2 separate regions of the Homo sapiens genome follow, and region 2 is linked to region 1. A link is a contact called in ENCODE Hi-C data. All regions are on one chromosome and are shown on one strand. The core of a region is the stretch at or near the end of the contact, and the rest is flanking DNA. Distances in the headings are between cores, read along the strand shown. Region 1 holds the start of SKIDA1 (SKI/DACH domain containing 1). Region 2 holds the start of ABI1 (abl interactor 1).

The links. Hi-C counts contacts between places; a loop is a spot of excess contacts on that map. Pooled maps may share reads with other maps.
Region 2: a pooled map shows a loop between it and region 1 (6-fold over the local background). The contact joins the promoter of ABI1 here to the promoter of SKIDA1 in region 1. A Hi-C loop is called at or near these places in 2 of 168 maps with a recorded cell type or tissue (CD8-positive, alpha-beta T cell and naive thymus-derived CD4-positive, alpha-beta T cell) and 8 of 50 pooled maps.

What each region holds. Positions count from the first base shown.
Region 1 is chr10:21,523,947-21,528,864 of GRCh38, forward strand. It overlaps SKIDA1 (SKI/DACH domain containing 1), which reads right to left and starts at 1,736. Exons shown (of 4, transcript NM_207371.4): 1 at 1,601-1,736. RefSeq lists enhancers at 1,128-1,771, 1,772-2,415 and silencers at 2,071-2,490, 2,611-2,760, 3,206-3,325, 3,336-3,655, 3,515-3,673.
Region 2 is chr10:26,858,459-26,863,765 of GRCh38, forward strand. It overlaps ABI1 (abl interactor 1), which reads right to left and starts at 2,500. Exons shown (of 11, transcript NM_001012750.3): 1 at 2,289-2,500. The coding sequence starts at 2,405. RefSeq lists silencers at 1,873-2,022, 2,133-2,222 and an enhancer at 2,543-2,742.

The sequences.
Region 1 (4,918 bases), core at 486-2,985:
CATATTCATGACATCAGCAAATCACATCATAATCAGATTTGAGCAAGGTTTGGACACTAAGACCCAAAAGACTGGACACTCAACACTGACAGTATCACATATTAACCAGAAAATTCGCTTTTTTGTTATGGAATCATAGGGTGAAAATTAAGTCTTTTAACTTTGAAAAGCTTACTTTTCACTTCTGAGGCCAATTTTTACACTAATAAATTTCAAGTAAACGTCTCTTTTAAAGTTGTTCCACAACATTTTAATTCAAACTTCTATTTCCTTTCTCAGTTGGGGTAGTGTTTTGTTTGTGTTTTAAAAAAACACATGGCACAACAAACGTTATGGAAAACGCACTCATTCCGTTAAATGCCGATACAAACCTGCCTTTTACTACATCTGTCTAAGCAGCGCATTGCTAAGTATAAACTTAAAAAAATTTTTTTTTCTCAAAGACATATCTATTATTTCTTGGCAAATACTATTTGGTGATGTGGTGCAAAAACACAATGGTAAAAAATTTCGGGGTATTTGTAAGTTTTCTGGAGAGTTGCAGGCCCCTTTCCTTTTGAAAGTTTAGAGCTCCAATACCCTCAATTCTACTGGCAGAATTAGGATGGACTTAGAGGGTCCTAAACGTGACCGATTCACTAAGGCGGGGGGGGGGGGGGGCTACAGCTTGCAGCAACGTGCTCTGCAACTTAATCCTACGCTAAAAGAGGGCAGAGAGCGAAAAAGAATGGAATACAAACTCTCCCGACATCCGTAGTTACTTTCAAGGTGGATTGTGTATTTTAAGGCTGATGGGAACGTCTGGTTTGTGGAGCAAAAAGAAGAGAAGGTAAGTGTTTGTCCTTGTATCCACCAGTTCGTAGAGAAACAATGAAAGAACAAAGGGAACCACTTCCCCATCTGAACATTTTCTGTATCTCCCTCCGTTTCAAGCCAAAAAGCTTGGGAAGGGATTCGCTTTACTCTACCTTAAGTAGTGGTTGCTGGCTTGTTGAACTAAGAATGAGAAAAAAGTTGAGAGGCAGATATAGACTAAATAATAATAAAAAAGGCTTGCTGTGGCGGATCTCCACCGCGCCAGTGTCAGCAACTTGCAGCAGAAGTTGCTCAATGCACGGAGGCAAAGCCCAAGAAATACCCTTTGCACACCAGATTTCGAACTCAGTCATTTAAATAGACTTTCTTGCTGTTTGAAGGGGTTTCTGCGCACAAAATGTGTAGGTAGTGGCTATGGGAGAGATGTACTATTTAGGTCGAAAAATGATCTCATGGCTATCTGGAAAAGAATTTTTAAAAAGGAAAGGGGATTCAAGTATCACGTTACTGTTTGCTAATAGAAGAAATGGCAGCACTGGCTGGGAAAGGAGAGGGATTCGTATTGAAATGCATTTGCTTTGGGGTACGCTGGTTATCCGCAAGTCTGGCTTTGTGGGTCTGCGTGGCTGAATAAGTGACCAAGTGCCTTCGGCATTATATAAACGGATCGATGTGTGCGGGAGTCCCCAAAGCCGTCGAGCACGTGAAACGCGACTTTTTACTGCCCTCCAAGCGGCGACCAAGCCCCGCTCCACCCCACCCCGCCTCAAAATCCGTATATTACCTGCCCTGTTACAGTGACACATGTTTATGTTTATAGTCCTGGTTTGTAGTAGTGTCAAGAACCGCAGCAAGAGGAAGGGGAGGAGAGAGGAGAGGGAGGAGTAAATTCAACCACCCCCACTTGTTGTTAAAGCAAATTTACTGCGTTATTGCAAGCTCAGGACGGGGGGCTGGGATGAGAGTTGAGAGGAAGGGTTGAGTTGGGAAGTGTGTTGGCGGTGGAAGGTGGGGGTGGGGTTAAGAGCTCCGCAATGGAGCTCCTCTCCCCAGCAGCCCAGGAAAAGCAGCTCGGTCAATAGGGGAGCATGCTGGCGCGGTCGAAAACAAAAAGGTTCCTCCTGCTCGCTGCGTTCACGTGGGGGGCTCTGCACGCGGGGCTCCAGGGCCGTGACCCCTGACCCCGGCTCCTCTCCGCGCTCTCCGGTGCCGCGCGGCCACTTTTTACCCAGGATCCCTCGCGCGGGCCGCGCTCGTGCCGAGCTGGAGTCCTTCCTAATCCTCCATTCCCGGCTCTCGCTCCCCGCCCCCGCCGCCAGCCCCGGGGGAGGATTCTCCGGCGGGGAACCCCCGCCCCACCCCCACCCCGACTGCCCCGGCGGAGTCGGCCGCAGCGAGTCCGCGCGGGGCGGGGAGGGCCGGGCCGGGCCTCCCCTACCGCGCCGGGCCTGCGAGGGAGGGGAGGGACGGGGAGCCGAGGGGAGGGGGCGCCGGCCTCCCGGCTCAGCTGCCCCACTGAGGCCTGGACCTGTTGACTGCGATTGGCCCGCCTCATCCCGCGCCCTCTCTCTGCTCGCAGCGGCCCCAGCCCTTCCGCGGCGTCGCGGGGAGGAAATGGGGATGGCTGTCCTCCTCTCCGCCTCCTTCTAACTTTCCTTTTTTTATTTGGGTGTGTTGGGGGGGGTGCTGAGAAAGCCCAGGCAACTCCACCGCCGCCCCATCCTGCCTCCGAAAGTCTCGTCACGCCCGACCCGCCGCCGCCCTCCCAGCCCCCATGACTTAAAACCGCCTCCCCTCCTCGCAGCGGCGCCCCGGCCCGGAGCCCGAGAGCCCTCGACGCCCCCGCCGCGCCTCCCCCGCCTGGCCTGGCCCAGCGGCGTCCCCAGCGAATTGTGTCGCTTTTCTGCCCTGGAAGCTCCCTCGGCCACGTTCCACTTTTTTTCCCAGTCCCAGGAGGCGTAAGATAAAACCTCTGATTTGCTGCGTGCTGCCGGGCACATTCTCTGCCCTCTCGTCCGAAGGACGAGTTTAAAATGGAGAGTTTAAAATAATAGCATTTACAGGAGGAAATAAAGAGCGAGGAGATGGTTCTTTGGCCGGTTTTAAGACATACATGCTTTTTTTTTCTTTTAATACAAGATGTCTTAAGGGTTAAAAGCGTTCTAGGGTTTGCTGTATTTCCTTCTAGATTTGGGGTTTCCTGAGGAAATCTTTTCCGGAGGGAAATAGCAAATCAACATTAAGATGGAAGCGAGACTTCTCAGCCACTTTTGGAAATGAAGGGGGAAATTGTAAAAATACATTCAGAAAAGGGCGCGAAGGCGGCGGCTGAGGGGAAGAAGCTGGAGTCTTGGGAGGAAGCGCAGTGGGTTGGAATCGGGGGAAGGAGGGCCCGCTAGGTCCGGGCGGGGAAGAAGGCGTGCGGGCGGCGGGGCGTGCGCCGGGCCGGGCAGCTGGAGGAAGGCGCGGCGGGACTGGCGAGCGCGAAGAGGCAGGCGGGGAAGGCCTCGGGGGGCGGGGGCCGGGCGCGGGGCCGGCGCGCCGGAGGAAGCGGGACCTGGCTCCTCGCGCCCGCCGGGCCGCCCCCATTGTTCTGCCCTAGCACCGCTGTTAGCCGAGCACGTCCTGACCGAGGGAGGGGCCCCGCGGGCCAACCCGACCCCCGTCGGCGCCTCCCCGGGCTCCTGAGCTCCGGCCGGGTCGGGTCGGGCCGGCGCGGCAAGTTTTGATGGTCAGACTCAGCCAGCGAGGGGTTCCCAGCTGAAGACCTCGGAGGAAGGAGCCTTTACAGCGTGCTGCGAAATTGAAGGAAGCCGGGCGAGCCTGCAACGCACACGTTATGAGAAAAAGGGAAAGCAACATAGATATGTTTATAAAGTGATAAATAGATAAGAGACACCCGTGGGCAGTTATTATTCTGGATCCGGAAAGTTACAGTAGATTATATAATATTTGAAATATCTTGAAAAGTATGGATTCAAAAATCCATTTAAAAAAAGGTTCAAAGGAATTCGGAAAAGCACGTTTCGCTATCCTTATTACTGATTACTCAGCTCTTCTTTGTACACAGAAAGTCTAGTTTTAAAAGGAAAGGCTGAGCTAGCCCTTTCAAAAACGGGCTTCCTTTAACGTGAAGTGCGTTTTCAAAATAGGGAATTTCAAAAGGGAAAAACGTTTAATTTGCTTTTAAGCCACGTTTTGGAAACAAATAATTGCAATCCACTTAATAAACTCTGTCTGTTTTCCTTTGTGAGGCATATGGAAGAAATATTTCTGGCCAACGTCACAGTTGTTTTTTTTTAAATGAAGATTTCCAACAAGTGCTTGCGAGTCTTGTCGACAAGACCAAAGTCATCGTGCGTGAAAGGCCAAGAAAAAATAATTTCAATCCTGTGGTCCAAACCTTACTAGGGCAAGAGAGTAATTTCGACTTAGGTTTATGATAGACTTTGCGGAAATTCCTTCTAAAATACTCATTAGTAGTCTGTGTGTTATGAAGCACTGTTTCCCAAGGTAGATTTTAAAAAACCAATTAGAATTGATCTTTAATGGAATATTATATTTACACGTCATCATGAAAACATCATTTGACAGAGTTTTGAATTACAAGAAAGGAGTTAACAGATGATGCTCATAAATAGCATCTGTTTGAAAAGACCCCTTAAGAGTCAGTTAAAGGTAGTGATTGTTGTATTTTTGCATTTGAAATGCTGTAGAAGTTGCTTGCATTTTAACACTTTCATTTTGCGGGTCTTCTTTCTAAACTTGCATTTCCTCATGGAAATCATTCAGTTATTTCGAGATATAGGGAGAAATTCTTATGTAAGATATCATTTGAGGCGTAACTATGGAAAGGTTTGAACAGAAAAAAAAATCGCTGTTGAAAATCAAGTATTTTCAATCTATTCATTCGTTCCACACTCATCCTCCCACAGTTCCCCCCATCAATTTACATTTTTTGTTTGTCTTTGAATATTTAGAATAGCTTTACATGATTATCTGTTATGTAGTTGATAGTAGAAGGTGAATCGTTTTACATCATTCACTGTTTCAGATATTTTTTGTTTCATTTAAAGTAAAAAGATTCTTAGGAGTCATGTAT
Region 2 (5,307 bases), core at 1,250-3,749, 5.3 Mb after region 1:
TTTTTTTTTCCAATATGAACAAAACACCTCACTGGTGTCAGATTTAGGATTATACCCCACCCCGCCCCCACAAAAAAAGAAAAAAAAAAAAAAAAAAAAAAAAAACGGGGCCACTGACTGTGGCTATTCGTGCACCATGGCACTAACATTTTATAAAGTGAGAGACTGTATGAAAAATAACATGACTTAATTAGAGATATTAGCAATGAAGTTTTAAAGTGCTTCAAAGTTACATGATTGTAGCAAGAGGAGTAAAGGAAAGGGGTCAGAGAGGGGTAAAAAAAAAGCATTACAACATACAACTACCTGAAAAAGTAATAGTACACAGACAGGTTAAAACACGTTTACAGTTACTAACAGTTGCCAACACATAGTTACCACACTATATACTTGTCAGATTTCCCAACATGCAAAACAAAAAGGAGCCACCCCTGTATGAAGCACTTATCTACTGACTTCTACAGAGAACACATAACTTTTCTGGAAAGCGAGAAATTAAACTTACTGTGCTCTCCTTTTGGCTTTCAAAAATCTTTAAAACTTTCAGCAAATTAAGGTTCTCCTCAATTTCAAGGCTTTTCATGTTAAGTTGAATAAAAGTTGCCTATTTTTAATATCGATAAACTACGAGATCACTTTTATATTTGCAAACCATATCCACATCCCTACTAGATTTTTAAAAGTTTTTCGAAGGGCTAAATATAAAGTTTGCACAAAGTGATACAGTAGATGTGGCAGGCATTCAACAAGTTCACTTATCAGGAGAATTCCTAAAGTGAAAGCTTGAAAAAAAAATTGTGAAGATAAATTCCGAGTAGTGCTACTGAAGATACAATGTTACTAACATGAAAACTGAGAAATATTCAAAACATTCTGAAAACAGCATCTCCCTCTAAAAATAAAGAGGGGAAGCATTTGCCAACACAGAAACATCGGTTCTTAAAAATTATAATCACATGGGAGACATTTCTATAAACAATTTAGTTCTGAATTGCAATAACCCTAACCTTTCAAAGCACGTTTTGGCCTTGCCTTACCAAAAGCAAGAGCATTCCTGGTGCCTTTATATTTATACAAAGGACTGTGCTACTTTGTTTCTAGCGCAAACTGTTGGTTTACACAGTTAAAGATCTTCAAAACAAACTACCACACACAATTCACTTCCAATCATCCAAAGAGAAACGAACAAACAAGCATCTGTCACAAAGTCCCAAGAGTTTTCTAATTTACAATAACAGATATTTTTACGTTGTAGTTCAGAGGCTACCTCTGTTCGTTTCTGTATTTGGATTCACATACTATACATTTACTTAGCTTGTTAAGAGAGAAACCTCAGAAAATAAGCAACCGGCGATGACACCAGTCTATTTTAAGTTACTTATGAAGCCTACAGCTCAAGAACTTTTGGGAGAAGGGAGGGTAAGCCGTTTTTCCAAGGAGTTAAGAACAATTCGTGTTTGATAATTAATGATAGCAGCCCTAACAACCTCTTAGAATACATTATGGTGGGGCGGAAGTGAAAACGATGAGAGGGGGAAAAAAATAAAAAAAACCCGACTTGAAAATGGACAAGCAGACAGATTTACAAACCTTCAATTAAAGGAATTTTAAGATGAACTTCTCTCAAACGCCCTCCCTCACTCCCCACACCCGCTTCCTCCTCTCCTCCGGGAGGTCGGTGTAATGTGACTCATGACAAATTTTTTTTAAATAAATAAATAAATAAAAGACACACCCTCTGGGGGCTGAAACTGACATAATCGCCCCCACCCCACCCTCCGCCGACACACAACACACACCCCGCTGGTCCTCTCCCTTCTGCGGCTTCAGCCTCGTCCCTGCCCTCTCCTCTCCCCTCTCCCGTCCTGGACCTCCTCTCCCGGCGCAGAGAGGCGGCGCGGCGGCAGCTCGGGGGTATTCCGGGACTCCAGCCCTGCGGACTGGAGGCTACCTGGGGGGCGCGCGACCCCGGTGGCCGGGCCCTGGGGGAAGCGGACGCGAGGGGGGCGCCGGGCTGCGGCAGCGGCGGGCTCCCGGCTCCCTCGCCCATTTTCTCTCTCCCCTTCTATCGGTTTCCACCACCACAGCCACTTCCTGTATCGCAGCCCGACTCCCTCAGCCCGGCCACTCGCTCTGTCCCCGGTTGGGGCTGGGGTTGGGGCTGCGGTAGGGGCTCGGGTTGGTGGCAGCCGCTGAGGTCAGGGCAGTTCCCCACCCCGCCCAGTGGGCTGGTCACTCCGGCGGGTCCTCGACCCGGCCAGCGCCCGCCGGCCGCCAGAGCGCCTCACCTGTATGTAGTTGTTTTCACAGTAGTCTGCCACCCGAGTCAGGTTCTGGTAACTCTCGATCAGCGCCCTCTTGCCAGACGGGATCTCCTCCTCTAGTAACATCTGCAGCTCTGCCATTTTCCACCCCTCTGCATCGCTTCCTCTCGCGTTAAAGAGACAGAGGCAGCAAGGTCCGCCGAGGCTCCGAGCACCTCACAGCCCGGATACAAACCGCCTACCCGCCCTCCCGCCTGGTATTGTGGGACGGCACCTCCTCCCCTTCCTCCTCACTCTCTCCAGCCCCCCTCCACCCCCTTCGTGCAGCCGCCTGAACCTCGTTCTCTCGCGAGCGTTTATTTCTCCCACCCCCACGGACCGCGGGATTTTTTTTTTCTTTCGCACTGTCTTCTGGGAATTGTAGTCTCTCCTAGGCTAGGCGGCCCGTCCAAAGCGCATGCGCCCAGACACCTCCGAAAACCAACGCGGCAGAGCGCAGAAAGCGGAGACCGAGGGTGGAGGGAGGGGGCGGTGTTGGGGGGAAGTCCGGAGTTTCCTCACAGCTCCGGAAGGTGGCGCCACAGGGTGATACTGGGGGAATGAAATCGGTTCCCCAAGTTTCATGTGAAACTTGGCAGAACTTGGTTAATTAGGAAATGTCAGTGAATCAAGGACACCCATTCAGAGAAGGATTAAAAAGGGGACAGAGTACGGAAAACTAGATTTTTACTTCCTCTGCCTTCTTAGAAATAAAGCGAGTCAGGCTTTACTTTCTGAAGTTCCGCCCCCATCAATTCATTTAAAATTTAGCAAACATTTCTTGATTGCCAGCTGTTTACCAAGCAGCGTACTAGACACTGGGGGTACAAGTTGAGTACGAATACTCCGTACCCTTAAAGACTCAATTATAAAATAAACATACATAGCTTGTAGTGCTTTCCTGTCCTAATTTCTCTTTTCTCTGACTCTCCTTATCATGTAATCTTCCTACACTTTTAAGGTCATGTGCACGTTTTTTTAGGGGTGGGAGTTGTTTGCTTGTTTGAGACAGGATCTCACTGTTACCCAGCCTGGAGTACAGGGGCACAATCATGGGTCTCTGCAGCCTAGACCTCCTAAAGTCAAGCGATCCTCCTGCCTCAGCCTCCAGAGTAACTGGGACTACAAGCGTCGGTCACTACACCTGGCTGAGCTTTTTAATTTTTTATAGCGACAGGGATCAAATTATGTTGCCCTCGCTCGTCTCGAACCCCTGGCCTCAAGCAATCCTTCTGCCTCAACCTCCCAAACTGCTAGGATTACAATCATGAGCCACCCACCCTGATCCTTCGTTTTTTGCTCCTGGATTTTTGTTTTGTTTTGTTTTTATCACCTGCTTTGGAATAGTCTCAAAAGGCCCTATATTTCAAGCTCTTCACTTCAACAGGAACATTAAATGCTTCGGATATAATCAGCTATGAAAAGTGTTGTCCAAAGACTTTGGACATATGTTCATGTATCTCCATAAAGTCATTTAGAATCAAAATAACTAGGAGTAAAAACATCACTCAACCAAATTAAAAATTGCCAGCACCAGGTATTTATTGAATATTGCCTTTACTGGGGCCTTATTCAGGGCCCCAGGGAACCAGTTTCCCTCTTCGACCTCTGAAAGGAAAAACTCAGTTTCCTACTAAAAACGTTAACTTCCCCTTGCCACCAGATTCTCCATCAAGGAATCTATCAAAAGATAACTATTATACCTATTCCAGATATTATGGAAAGTAATACATTTATTATCTGGAATAGGTGTAATAGTTATCTTTTGATATTTATCGTTAACCCAAACACGACTTAATCCAAGTTATTAAAATTTAATGTATTATTGATCTTGGTCTCTACTTGAGGTTTAACTGTAGAAATCACTCAGTTTGTATATATTCAAATATTGACACATTTCAACAACATTGGGGAAGTGATTAGGGAGGTGATACTAATTTACTATTTTCAACGTACTGTCCATGCAGTTGAGCAATGAATGAATAATAATGATGATGATGATAAATACAAATAAAAAGTACTGTCAGATTTCTTCTCACAACTCTGAGAGACAGATAATATAAATATTATTTTCCTTCCTTATCAAATAAGGAAATTTAAGCTTAGATAGGTTAAGGAGTTTAGCTAAGGGCACTGAAAATGCCGTCAAGTTTCCTAGGTTACTGATTGATATGGTTTGGATCTGCATCCCTGCCAAATCTCATGTTGAATTGTAATCCCTAATGTTGGAGTTGGGACCTGGGGGAAGCGGGAGTGGATCATGGAGCAGATTTCTCACGAATGGTTATGCAGCATCCTGTTGGAACTCTCCTTATGATCTCGAGTGAGTTCTCCTGAGATCTGGTCATTTAAAAGTGTATGACAGCCCAGTGCAGTGGCTTGTGCCTGTAATCCCAGCACTTTGGGAGACCAAGGTGGGAGAATCCACTTGACTCCCAAAATGGGAGACCAACATGACGAACTACTCCCGCTTGAGTTCCAGACCACCCCGAGCAACATGGCAAAAACCCGTCTCTACAAAAAACACGAAAAATTAGCCAGGTGTGGTAGTGAGCACCTGTAGACTCAGCTACTTGGGAGGCTGAAGTAGGAGGATTGCTTGAGCCTGGAAGGCACAGATTGCAGTGAGCCAAGATCACAGCACTGCACTCTAGCCTGGGTGACAGAAGGAAACCATGTCTAAAAAATGAAATAAATGTATATGACACCTCCCCGCCTGCCTCCTGCTCCCCTCCTGCCACATGAGACATTTCTCTTCCCCTTTGCCTTCCTGCCATTTTGGAAGCTTCCTGAAGCCTCCCAGAAGCAGAAGCAGCTATGCTTCTGGTACAGCCTTCAGAGCCAGGAACCAATTAAACCTCTTTTCTTTATGAATTACCCAGTCTCAGATAGTTCTTTATAGCAGTGCTAGAATGGACTAATACAGTGATCTTTCCAAAATCCAGTGGACAGTGCAAACTTGTACAAATATTTGTGGCTCATGTAAAGTTCACTAAAAGAACTT